Regions from separate parts of the Homo sapiens genome. Here region 1 is linked to region 2. A link is an interaction called in ENCODE POLR2A ChIA-PET data of the cell type or tissue named here. Cell type or tissue: OCI-LY7. All regions are shown on one strand. Each heading gives the region's core, and the rest is flanking DNA. Links, peaks and the distances in the headings are about the cores only.

Evidence for each region. ChIA-PET counts read pairs that join two places held together with the same protein. Peaks named below come from ENCODE experiments on the same cell type or tissue, not always from the same donor. Only the 100,000 strongest peaks of a DNase experiment are listed, where the experiment ranks them.
Region 1: POLR2A ChIA-PET joins it to region 2 with 5 read pairs; 8 of 35 experiments call an interaction of 5 or more read pairs at or near these places.

What each region holds. Positions count from the first base shown.
Region 1 is chr4:152,504,605-152,509,988 of GRCh38, forward strand. All of the region lies in intron 2 of FBXW7 (F-box and WD repeat domain containing 7), which reads right to left. Among named protein-coding and RNA genes, the nearest start is that of MIR3140, 18 kb to the left of the region's middle. In OCI-LY7, for the core only: no CTCF peak of the experiment used is centred there; no DNase peak of the experiment used is centred there.
Region 2 is chr4:152,663,677-152,669,060 of GRCh38, forward strand. The region is part of intron 1 of TMEM154 (transmembrane protein 154); the gene reads right to left. Among named protein-coding and RNA genes, the nearest start is that of TMEM154, 14 kb to the right of the region's middle. RefSeq lists an enhancer at 78-157 and a silencer at 2,253-2,312. In OCI-LY7, for the core only: CTCF peaks have their summits at 3,426 and 3,625; DNase peaks (open chromatin) are centred at 2,205, 2,555, 3,495, 4,325 and 2 weaker places; H3K4me3 peaks cover 4,953 bases; H3K27ac peaks cover 5,000 bases.

The DNA.
Region 1 (5,384 bases), core at 320-5,319, 160 kb before region 2:
CAGAAAAATTATTTTTTGGTACTTAATTCAGGTAGCGAAATACTTAAGTGTGTCTGAAACGATTTAGATATGTGAATCTACTTTTCCAACCATAAACTTTATGAAATCTAAAGGAAGATCAATTACTTCCGGTAAAAAGTTAGTGTTGAAATTGAGATATAAAATATCTACCAGATTTCAAAAACTTGGTACAAAGAGAATCTAAAATAACAATTTTTTTTATAAATTATGTTGAAATGGTAATATCATGGCTCCATCAGGCTAAATATCTTAAAATTAATTCAACTGCTTTTTACATTAATAAGGGTATTGCAATTTTTAAAATAACATGTGTGGCTCAAATTATACAGTCACGCATCGCCTCATGACAAAGATACATTCAGAGAAATGTGTCAGGCAATTTCTTCTTTGTGTGAATATTACACAGTGCTTTTACACAAATCTCCATGGTATAAACTATTGCTCCCAGGTTACAAACCTGTACAGCATGTTACTGTACTGAATACTGTATGCAACTGTAGCACAATGATATTAACACATCTAAATATATAAAAGGTATATTAAAAATAAGGTATATAAAATGTAAAACGGTGCATCTGTATCATAAATTAAGCTAGCAGGACTGGAAGGTGCTCTAGATGAGTCAGTTGGGGTGGATGCATATGAAGGCCTAGGACATTATTGTATACTACCATACACTTTATAAACAGTGTGCACTTAGGCTGTACTAAGTTTATTTTAAAATTTTTTCTTTCTTCCGTAATAACCTCAGCTTACTATAACGTTTTTACTTTATGAACGTTTTAATTTTTTGCCTGTTTTGTAATAACACTTAGCTTAAAACACATAGTAAAGCTATATAAAAATATTTTCTTTCCTTATATCCTTATTTTATAAGCCTTTTTCCTGTTTTAAAAAAAATTTTTTTAACTTTCAAAACTGTTTTAAGACACAAATATACACAATAACCCAAGCCTACACAGGATTAGGATCATCAATATCACTGTCTTCCATCTCCACATAATGTCCCACTGGAAGGTCTTCAGAGGCAATCACACACATGGAACTGTAATCTCCTACAACAACAGTGCTGCCTTCTGGAACACCTCCTGAAGGGCCTTCTTGAGGCTGTTTTGCAATTTTTTTTTTTTTTTTGAGGTAGAGTCTCACTCTGTCACCAAGACTGGAGTGTGGTGGCGCTATACTGGCTCACTGCTACCTCTGCCTCCCAGGTTCAAGCAATTCTCGTGCCTCAGCCTCCAAGTAGCCAGGATTACAGACGTGCACCACCACACCCAGCTAATTTTTGTATTTTTAGTAGAGACAGGGTTTTGCGATGTTGGCCAGGCTAGTCTCGAATTCCTGGCCTCAAGCAATTCGTCCGCCTCGGCCTCCCAAAGTGAATTTATTTTTTTAAAGTTCAAACAGTGCATTCTAAAGTAACAACAGAAAGTGCAGTATTGTAAATATATCAACCAGTAACACAGTCCTTTATTATCAAGTATTAGGTACTGTACATAATTGTATGTGCTATACTTTTTTTTTGAGACGGAGTCTTGCTCTGTCACCCAGGCGGGAGTGCGGTGGCACGATCTCAGCTCACTGCAAGCTCTGCCTCCCAGGTTCCCGTCATTCTCCTGCCTCAGCCTCCTGAGTAGCTGGGACTACAGGTGCCCGCCACCACACCCAGCTAATTTTTTGTATTTTTAGTAGAGACGGGGTTTCACCGTGTTAGCCAGGATGGTCTCAATCTCCTGACCTTGTGATCTGCCCGCCTCAGCCTCCCAAAGTGTTGGGATTATAGGCGTGAGCCACCGCGCCCGGCCATGTGCTATACTTTCAGACGACTGGCAGTGCAGAAGATTTGTGTACACCATCACCACCACAAACACATGAGTAAGGTACAGCACTAAGACTTCATGACAGCTATGATATCACTAAGCAATAGGAATTTGTCAGTTCCATTATAATCTCATGGGACACATTCTTCAAAATATCTTAATATCTCTAAGAGTTAGGTAAACAGGTAATATTGCACAGAAGATGAATAAATTGGTAGTCTTATTCCCTACCCCCACAACCTGAAACAATTTAAATGAAACGTATTATAGCAGTGTTTCTCAAACTGTAACATGTTTCAGGATCACCGAAGGGCTTGTTAAAATTAACTACTGCAATTAGGTGGATCCTGAGAAGTCTGCATTTCTAACCAGTTCCAATGTGAGGCTGATACTATACTAGCAGGGGACCACACTTTGAGAACCACTGATAAAGACAACTTACAGATAAAATCAATGTGCAATATGCACACTGATTGTGTAATGCACAATATGAATGAATTCTGTGAAGCCAAAACAACATGGTCTATCTAATACCTTGCTTAGTTAAAATCTCAAATATCTAGGATCTGATGGCTGATAAATTACACACCACAATGTTTCCCTTTTCCAACCATCTAGAAACTGCAAATTTGAAGTTGTCTATTTATTATACATAGGAGCATATGCATGTATTAGAAATTAAATGATCAGAAAAGACCGAAATATTTATAGACACTGAAAAGCCTAATCAAAAAGGTAATCTGGATGGATGGCAAATGACCCTCCCACATGGAAGTGAACTGAGAGTACCTGAGACAAAGTCAAGATTTTTCTTTTAAAAAAACTTCTGAGATCACTACACCAAATAAATAAATGAGAAATGTAAACATTCCTATATCATATAATATTAGAAGGAAGCTCTTAGAAAAGTTTTTTAAATTGTTATTATCAAATACCGAACAAAATTAAGGAAAAAATTCAATTGTGTTCCCATGAAATAACATATTTGACACAATGTAACTTGTGAAGAAATCCTCCAGGATTAATCAGTGCAAAATGAATCTGCTACAAATTAAACAGTCTGCTACAAAAAGAATTACCGTGTATAAACTAATTTCTGTACATCAGGGTAATGTGTCCAGATCATCTAACACGGTTCTAAGACACAAAGACTTTTAAAAAGATGGTAAGATACAAGTACTGGGGGCAGGGGGAATGGAAGAATTCCGATTTCCAGTAAAAGGAATCAATATTCCTTGGTGAAATGGCTGATTTCATGGCTGGGGCAGAGAAAAGCACAAGAAGAGACTAGAACATTTTGCGCTACTAGAAAGTTAAGCCTTCTGACCAGGTGTGGTGGTCCATGCCTATAATCCCAGCACTTTGGGAGACCAAGGTGGGAGGACTGCTTGAGGCCAGGAGTTTAAGACTAGCTTGGGCAACACAGCAAGACTCTGTCTCTATTGGAGAAAAAAAAAAAAGGCGAAAACTAGCTGGGTGTGGTGGCACATACCTGGCCTGTAGTCCTAGCTACTCCGGAGGCTAAGGCAGGGGGATCACTTGAGCCCAGGAAATCCAGGTTGCAGTGAGCTATGATCATACCACTGCGCACTCCAGCCTGAGTGACACAGCAGGACCCTGACTCAAAAAGAAAAAAAAAAAGTTAAGCCCTCACAAAATGATGGAGACATGTCAAAAGGACCAGGAACCTCCTTGAAGAGGCTTCATGGGGCCAAACCTGGGATAATTAGAGCACCAAAATAAATAATGATGATAATAGATGAAATCCATAGAAGAATCTGTAAGTCCATCTGATATAAGAGGGGAAAAAAAATCCGCGAGTCCATTCTGATATACATAAAACATTAAATAAATACATAACAAGGGAAAGTTCTTCCTTACCAAAAACCACTAATGTAAATACAGAAGAAATGATGGAAACAGAAAATCACCATGACAAAATCATCAATAAAAGTTAAAGTCTGGGGCCAGGCAGTGGCTCACGCTTGTAATCCCAACACCTTGGGAGGCCAACACAGGATGGCTTGAGTCCAGGAGTTCGAGACTAGCCTGGACAACATGATGAAACCTCGCCTCTACAAACAATATGAAAAATTAGCCAGGCATGGTGGTGTGCACCTGCAGTCCCAGCTACTTAACAGGCTGAGGTAGGAGGATCACCTGAGCCCAGGAGATTGAGGCTTGCAGTGACTCATGATCGTGCCACTGCAAAAAAAAAAAAGAAAAAAAAAACAGCAAGGAAGTTAAAAATTGGTAGAGTATGGTGAGAAATGTTAATTACCTGGTCCCAAAGTACTTATTTTTAAGTACCTTCCCATAGGATACTTTTTTTTTTCCTTTTCTTAACCTAGAATCTGAATCAACACTACTTATGAATCACAAAGGAAAAAAAGCAACTAGAGTGGACAAACCTGATACCACCTTAACGAAAGGAACTGAAAATTAGTATCACTGATAACTGGACAAATCAGCATCATGTGCCTCTAAATAAGATTCATAAAATCATTTTTGCAGTATTCTTAATCAAAAATGCTTAAAATTAATTGAATCATAGGAAAACATACAAACACAAATTGTGCAATATTCCACAAAATTACTGACCAGTACTCTTCCAAAGTATAACAGTCACAAAAGGCAAAGAAAGACTGGAATTGTTTCAGGTTAAAGAAAACTAAGAAAACATGATAACTAAAATACAACACGTGAATAATTTCATATTGTGATCCTGGACCAGAGAAAGGCCATTGGTGAGAAAATGGGTGAAATCTGAATAAAGTCTGTAGACTATCAGTATTACATGAATGTTAATCTCCTGATTTTGATAATTTTTCTGTCACTGCATAAGATGTTAAATTTTGGGAACTTGAATGAAGGGCATATGAGAATTTACCCTTTATACTATTTTTGCCACCGTTTTCCTGAGTCTAAAAAAAAAGGTGAAACCACCAATCAAAACCAAACTGGCAAGTCAGGATACAGTCTCATTTTTCTATAATGTCAAATTAATGTATGTATCTGTGAAGAAGCTAGTCTCGTCTCCTGTTAACCCAGACTTTCATGGTAATAACAAGAAAAACAACATGTTTTAGAGTAGATATTGAGGTTAACGAACGTAAACTATTATTGCTTCCTGCTTTAAAAAAAAATGAAGGAATAAAGATAAGTCGATAACAATCATGAATAATCTTATATAATTCCTGCCAAAATTTTTACAACAGTAATTCTCAACTGGGAACAGTACTACCCCTCAATAAGTGTTGGAGTTGTTTTTTGAATCAGTAAGTATATACAATTGTGAAACAATGACCTCACAATGAGGGAGAGGAACCAAGAAAGTTAGGACTGTCACTCAATGGGTTGTCCTACTGACACATACTCCCTACAGGATCATGAAGAATGTGACAATAGGTAGTCCATTTATTACTGCTATAAAATAGTCTGAGAGGCCCATATCTGCAGAACCTCCTGCTCAGTAAGGTTAAAGAGCTTGTTTTAAGTCACACATCCATTTAGGCAATTGAGCTGCGATTAAAACTGAGATCT
Region 2 (5,384 bases), core at 146-5,145:
TGGTCAGATAATGTAGCATTTTAAAGAGATAATGGAAGTGGTCAGTCATGTGAATGATGAAACTAAGCTGCAATACTTCACTTTATTGTTTATCCAAAAATCTTAAGATCACTTGATAATAAACTGCACAGTGTACAGAGTCACTTACAAATACTTATTGACAATATTCACGCAGACACATCTGGGATTCATCTTTCACACATCTGGTGAGGATGTATGGGGAAATCCTTGTAAATGGGAAGAAATGTTTGAGGTAACGCCTGGCAGCCCCAACAGCTGGGCAGCACAGTGTCCCCATTATCCCTGCTCAGGGCATTATCACTAAATGGAAATGACTCTGCTTCTCCAGGAAGCAAACTAGCTAACTTCTCTTTTTCTGAAAGTGAAACAAATGTGCAACCAACACATACGTGCACTGTTTACAATAGCAAAGACATGGAACCAACCCAAATGCCCATCAATGATAGACTGGATAAAGAAAATGTGGTACATATACACCGTGGAATACTATGCAACCATAAAAAAGAATGAGATCAGGCCCTTTGCAAGGACATGGATGAAACTGGAAGCCATCATTCGCAGCAAACTAACACAGGAACAGAAAACCAAACACCACATGTTCTCACTCATAAGTGGGAGTTGAACAATGACAATACATGGACACAGGGAGGGGAACAACACACACTGGGGCCTGTCGTGGCGGGGGGGTACAAGGGGAGGGAGAGCATTAGGACAAATACCTAATACATGCAGGGCTTAAAACCTATATGATGGGTTGATAGGTGTAGCAAACCGCCATGGCACACATATACCTATGTAACAAACCTGCACACTGGAATTTAAAGTAAAATTTTTTTAAAGCTTAATTAATAAACACAAAAATATGTTATAAAACTGCAACCAAGCTCTAGCTTTTAAAGTTAGAAGAAGAAAGTATTATAAACTTACTGAAAGACTGTCACATTAGTAATACAATGTGAAATAAAACAATGACAAGAGAATGCTACTAAACTCAGGATGTCATGAAGTATGTTGGACCACAGTCAGATGCCCCATTCTTTCATTTGTCAATTATGTGAACTCCATGTGCAAATTATTTAAACAATTTTATAGTTAAGATGGTAAAATGAAAGAAAACATGTCAGATGTCAAGCCCTCAAACTCTTCCCTGCGTTGTGGAGTAACTGACATGTTTGAATTTCAGGATGATCAAGAAATCACACCCAAAAGCCTGACTCCTTTTCATTCTCCTGTATATAATGAAGAGCCTGATTAGCATTAGAAGAAGGAGAGAAAAACAAACCAGGAAGTCTTCCAGTGGTTCTCAGCCTAGTCTGCCCATAGAATCACTGAGGCATCTTTCAATAACCTGATGCCCACACCATACCCCAAACTCAGTTACATCAAAATACCTGAGGGTGCAGCTTCTAGGGAGAACGAAGCAGGAGGATCACTTGAGTCCAGTCCAAGGCTGAATGAGCTATGATCACACCAGTGCACTCTAGCCTGGGTAATCGAGCAAGACCCTGTTCTAAATATCGATCAATCTAAATATTTAGGGGTAGAACCCAGGTCTCAATAATTTTTACAGTTCTCCTTGTGGCTCCAGGACGCAGCTGAAGTTGTGTCTCACTTCTCTAGACCCTGCCCACTTCTGGCCTCCCCTGAGCCACACCAGATCATTCCCTGTCTTGTTCTCTATGGTCCTCGGTGAATTTGAGAAAAATTAGAGGTCAAGGAGTTGGATGCCAAAGGCTTGCCTAGCAGCTGCCAACTCTATCACCAGAATACAATAGCTTAAAAATCATCACTGAAGTCTCAAGAACCTGGAAGAGTCTAGCTAGGATATGAGAGAGGGCTGTGACAATCACACCTTCCTGAATAAGCCTGAATTAGAGAGATGCATGCCAGGGTTTAAACCCTGCATATCCAGAAAATGTTATGGCTAATAGAAGAGCTATCAGCAATAGCTTTAATTGGTGCTTTAAGACAGCGGTCCTCAAACCTTAGTGTGTATTGGAAACACCTACAGCCCTTCTTAAAACACAGATTGTTGGGCGTAGTCTTACAGTTTCTGATGTAATAGGTCTGGGAGGGGGCCCAAGAATTTGCTTTTTTTTTTTTTTTTTGAGACAGGGTCTCACTTGGTTGCCCAGCCTGGAGTGCAGTGGTATGAACATGGCTCACTGCAGCCTTGCACTCCTGGGCTCAAGCAAACCTCCCACCTCAGCCCACCAAGTAGGTGGGACTACAGACGTGCGCCACCACGCCTGACTAATTTTTGCATTTTCTGTAGAAACAGGGAGTCTCACTTTGTTACCCAGGCTGGTCTCCAACTACTGGGCTCAAGCGATCCTGCTTCAGCCTCCCAAAGTGCCAGGATTACAGGCATGAGCCACCAAGTCCTACCAGAATTTGCATTTTCAACAAGTAATCAGGTTGTGCTGATGCTGCTGGTCTGCAGGGCATACTGGTTGAAGTTGCTCAAACAATCTCATTTAGTTGTGGCTAATTATCAGTCACACCTGTTGTTGTTCTCCACATTTGCTGTGCATCAGCGTCACCTGGGAAGTTTTCAAGCCCTAACCAAATTAGTTATTTGAGACTATCTGGGGGCGTGGCCTGGGTAACAGTATTTCTTAAAAGCTCCCCAAATAACTCTAGTAAGTATGTATGTTAGGTTGAGAATGACTGAGTTAAATAATAACTGAGTGGACTTTATTTTAATTTGCCATTGTTCGTGAAGACAGTCATTAGTTTTAAATGTGATTAGACAACCCTCCACAGAAGCCTTTGGGAACAAAATTAAATTTTGTAGAGACAGGGAGTCTCACTTTGTTACCCAGGCTGGTCTCAAATTACTGGGCTCAAGCAATCCTCCTGCTTCAGCCTCTCAAAGTGCCAGGATTACAGGTATGAGCCACCAAGTCCTACCAGAATTTGCATTTTGGAGTATGCACCATTAAACAGTTTAACTCTTCAGTTGATCTCTTTTTAAAAATCAATTGTTCAGCATCTGTGGAATCTGATTGTGATGTGGTCAGGGACAGAATGGGACTAAAATGAGAATAACCATGCCAGACTCTTCAGGACACAACCTGGCTATGGGAGGCTGATTGTGTTTGCATGGAGACACTAACTCCAAGTGGATGGATGACACCACTGGGACACTGTTGCTCATGGACCACAGACAGTGGCGCTGGGACACCAATGCTCAGACTATAGATGGTGGTGATGGGACACCATTGCTCATGGACTGCAGACAGTGCTACGAGGACACCGATGCTCATGGACTACAGATGCTGCTCTGAAGTGCTCTGCACTTTACTTTTCTCTAGTTCATTTCCAAACGGTACTAACTTATTATTTATTATCTGGAATTACTTCATTTGTGTACTTCTCTGCCATCTGTCTCCTTCACTGTTTTGTACGTATCCCCAGCACCTGCAACCCCATCTGCTGTGTGTGGAAGGAATGACTGAAGGAAATGTCCAATAGGCCTGGTGGGCCTGTGGTGAAATTGCCAGTCACGCTCTCACCTTTTTCTCCAGAGTCTGATCTCCTCCTTCCCCTAACAACTTCCTTTCTGTCATACATACACGGTGTATCTCTAGTCACAAAGAAAGACAAATCTAAAGTGGTTTTCCTTCAAAAAGCTATCTAAATTTTTCGAACATACAAGGGAATGGAGGAATTGCTTAATAACAACTTATGCATCCTAAATAATGAGACTTCATGTTTATAGTTTTTTTTTTGTCAGGAGCAATGAGGGTGGTTCATGCATTTGCCCCCACGTAAAGGTCAGGTGACTTGATTCTCTCTGGGAGCAGGACTCGAGAAGAGGAGGGATTGCTGTTTTCTTATAAGCTCAGTTGTTCTACATATTTGCCAATTTTATTAAGTGAAAGCCTTCACCTAATATGTTTTTTCTGACTAATTTACTTGAAGAAGTTATGGACAGAGTAAATAGGTGGTTGAACAGATACAAGGCAGAAGCATTGAAGATTAATGGCAGCTTGTAAGTGCAGAAAGGTATTTGAGATCATCAAGCAATGCCTGTGTTTTGTACACTTTTTCTCTTCAGCCACCAGATAACTAGAGGTGATGATGCCTTGCATCGAAAGAACATAAAGAAAGGATTCTTTTTTCTGGTTTTGAGGAGGTTGTCTGGTAAAACACTTTCAGCCAGTAGTCTGCTCTGGGAAATTACTCGTTAGGGTTTGTTGTATTTTTACCTCCTTGAATTGAGAAGCACACCTGCAACTGTAATTTACTATCAGATTAAAACATGTTTCACAGTGGGGAGACCCACAATGTTCCAATGTCTTTTTCATTTGAAACTTTTATTTTGATGTCTTTTTAAGAGGAAGCTTGCTCACATTTAATCAGATTTGCTCAGGCCCCAAGGCTGTTTCTGGTTTGAAGTCACTCACTTGGGGAAGCTGCATTTTTGACCGCCTGACTACCTTTTTATACACTGGAATCCTACAGTAACCTGTAGCACCTGGCAGTTTTAAAGAATGCGTATTTTTAGGAGACAGAACACAAATATATTTTAAAACCTTCAAAAAGTTCTTCGTACCATCAATGAGATAAGCAACATGAAAGTGCTTTGAAATGAAAAAAAAAAAAGGATTATTAAATGATCGTTATTGCCAAACTGAATACTTTCCCAATTTTACTATATTTCTACTTATTTTATTATATTTCTTCTTTTCAAGGGCCAATTTCAAAATTATAATTGAAAAGAGTAACTTGAAAACAGATACTCCCAGCCATGCCCTTGCCTCAAGACATCTGCCGTCTCCCTGGCCTCTGAGGCAGGGTGGGAAGACACCGCCACCCCATTCCATAGGTGAAGAGCTCTTTCATGGGGTACATGCGCATCCCACTCCTTGCTCGGCTCAGCACAAGCTCAGCATTGCCAGAGAGAAAAACTGGAAGACAGAGACAAACAAAACAACAACTGGTAGGTGGGTGCTTGTGATAAGTTAAAGATAGGAAACCAGGGAACGCTGTGGGCTGCCACCCCAGGGGCTTGGTCGCCACCAAGAGTGAAGGAGGAACAACAGGGAGAGGATATGCACCAGAGTCCCCATCGCCAGCCTAAGCAGGAGCACAGGAGCAACAGCGTTTGATGCTTTCCTACAAGAGGCTGAAGAAGGAAACAAGTTGCTGAGGTTTTGAAGAATCGTGGGTCGCATTTCCTTGGATCAGCTAAGCCCCGAACAGATCCCTAAAGCAACTGGGCTTCTGGTCCTATTTCACCTTCAAAGAGAATCAATCCTACCCTTCCATCCTGAACAGTCTTCTAGGCTCAAGCACTCTGAATTTTCCTATCGTGGCTGGAGCTATCGATTTGGTGCTAGTCTCACTCTCTTTGT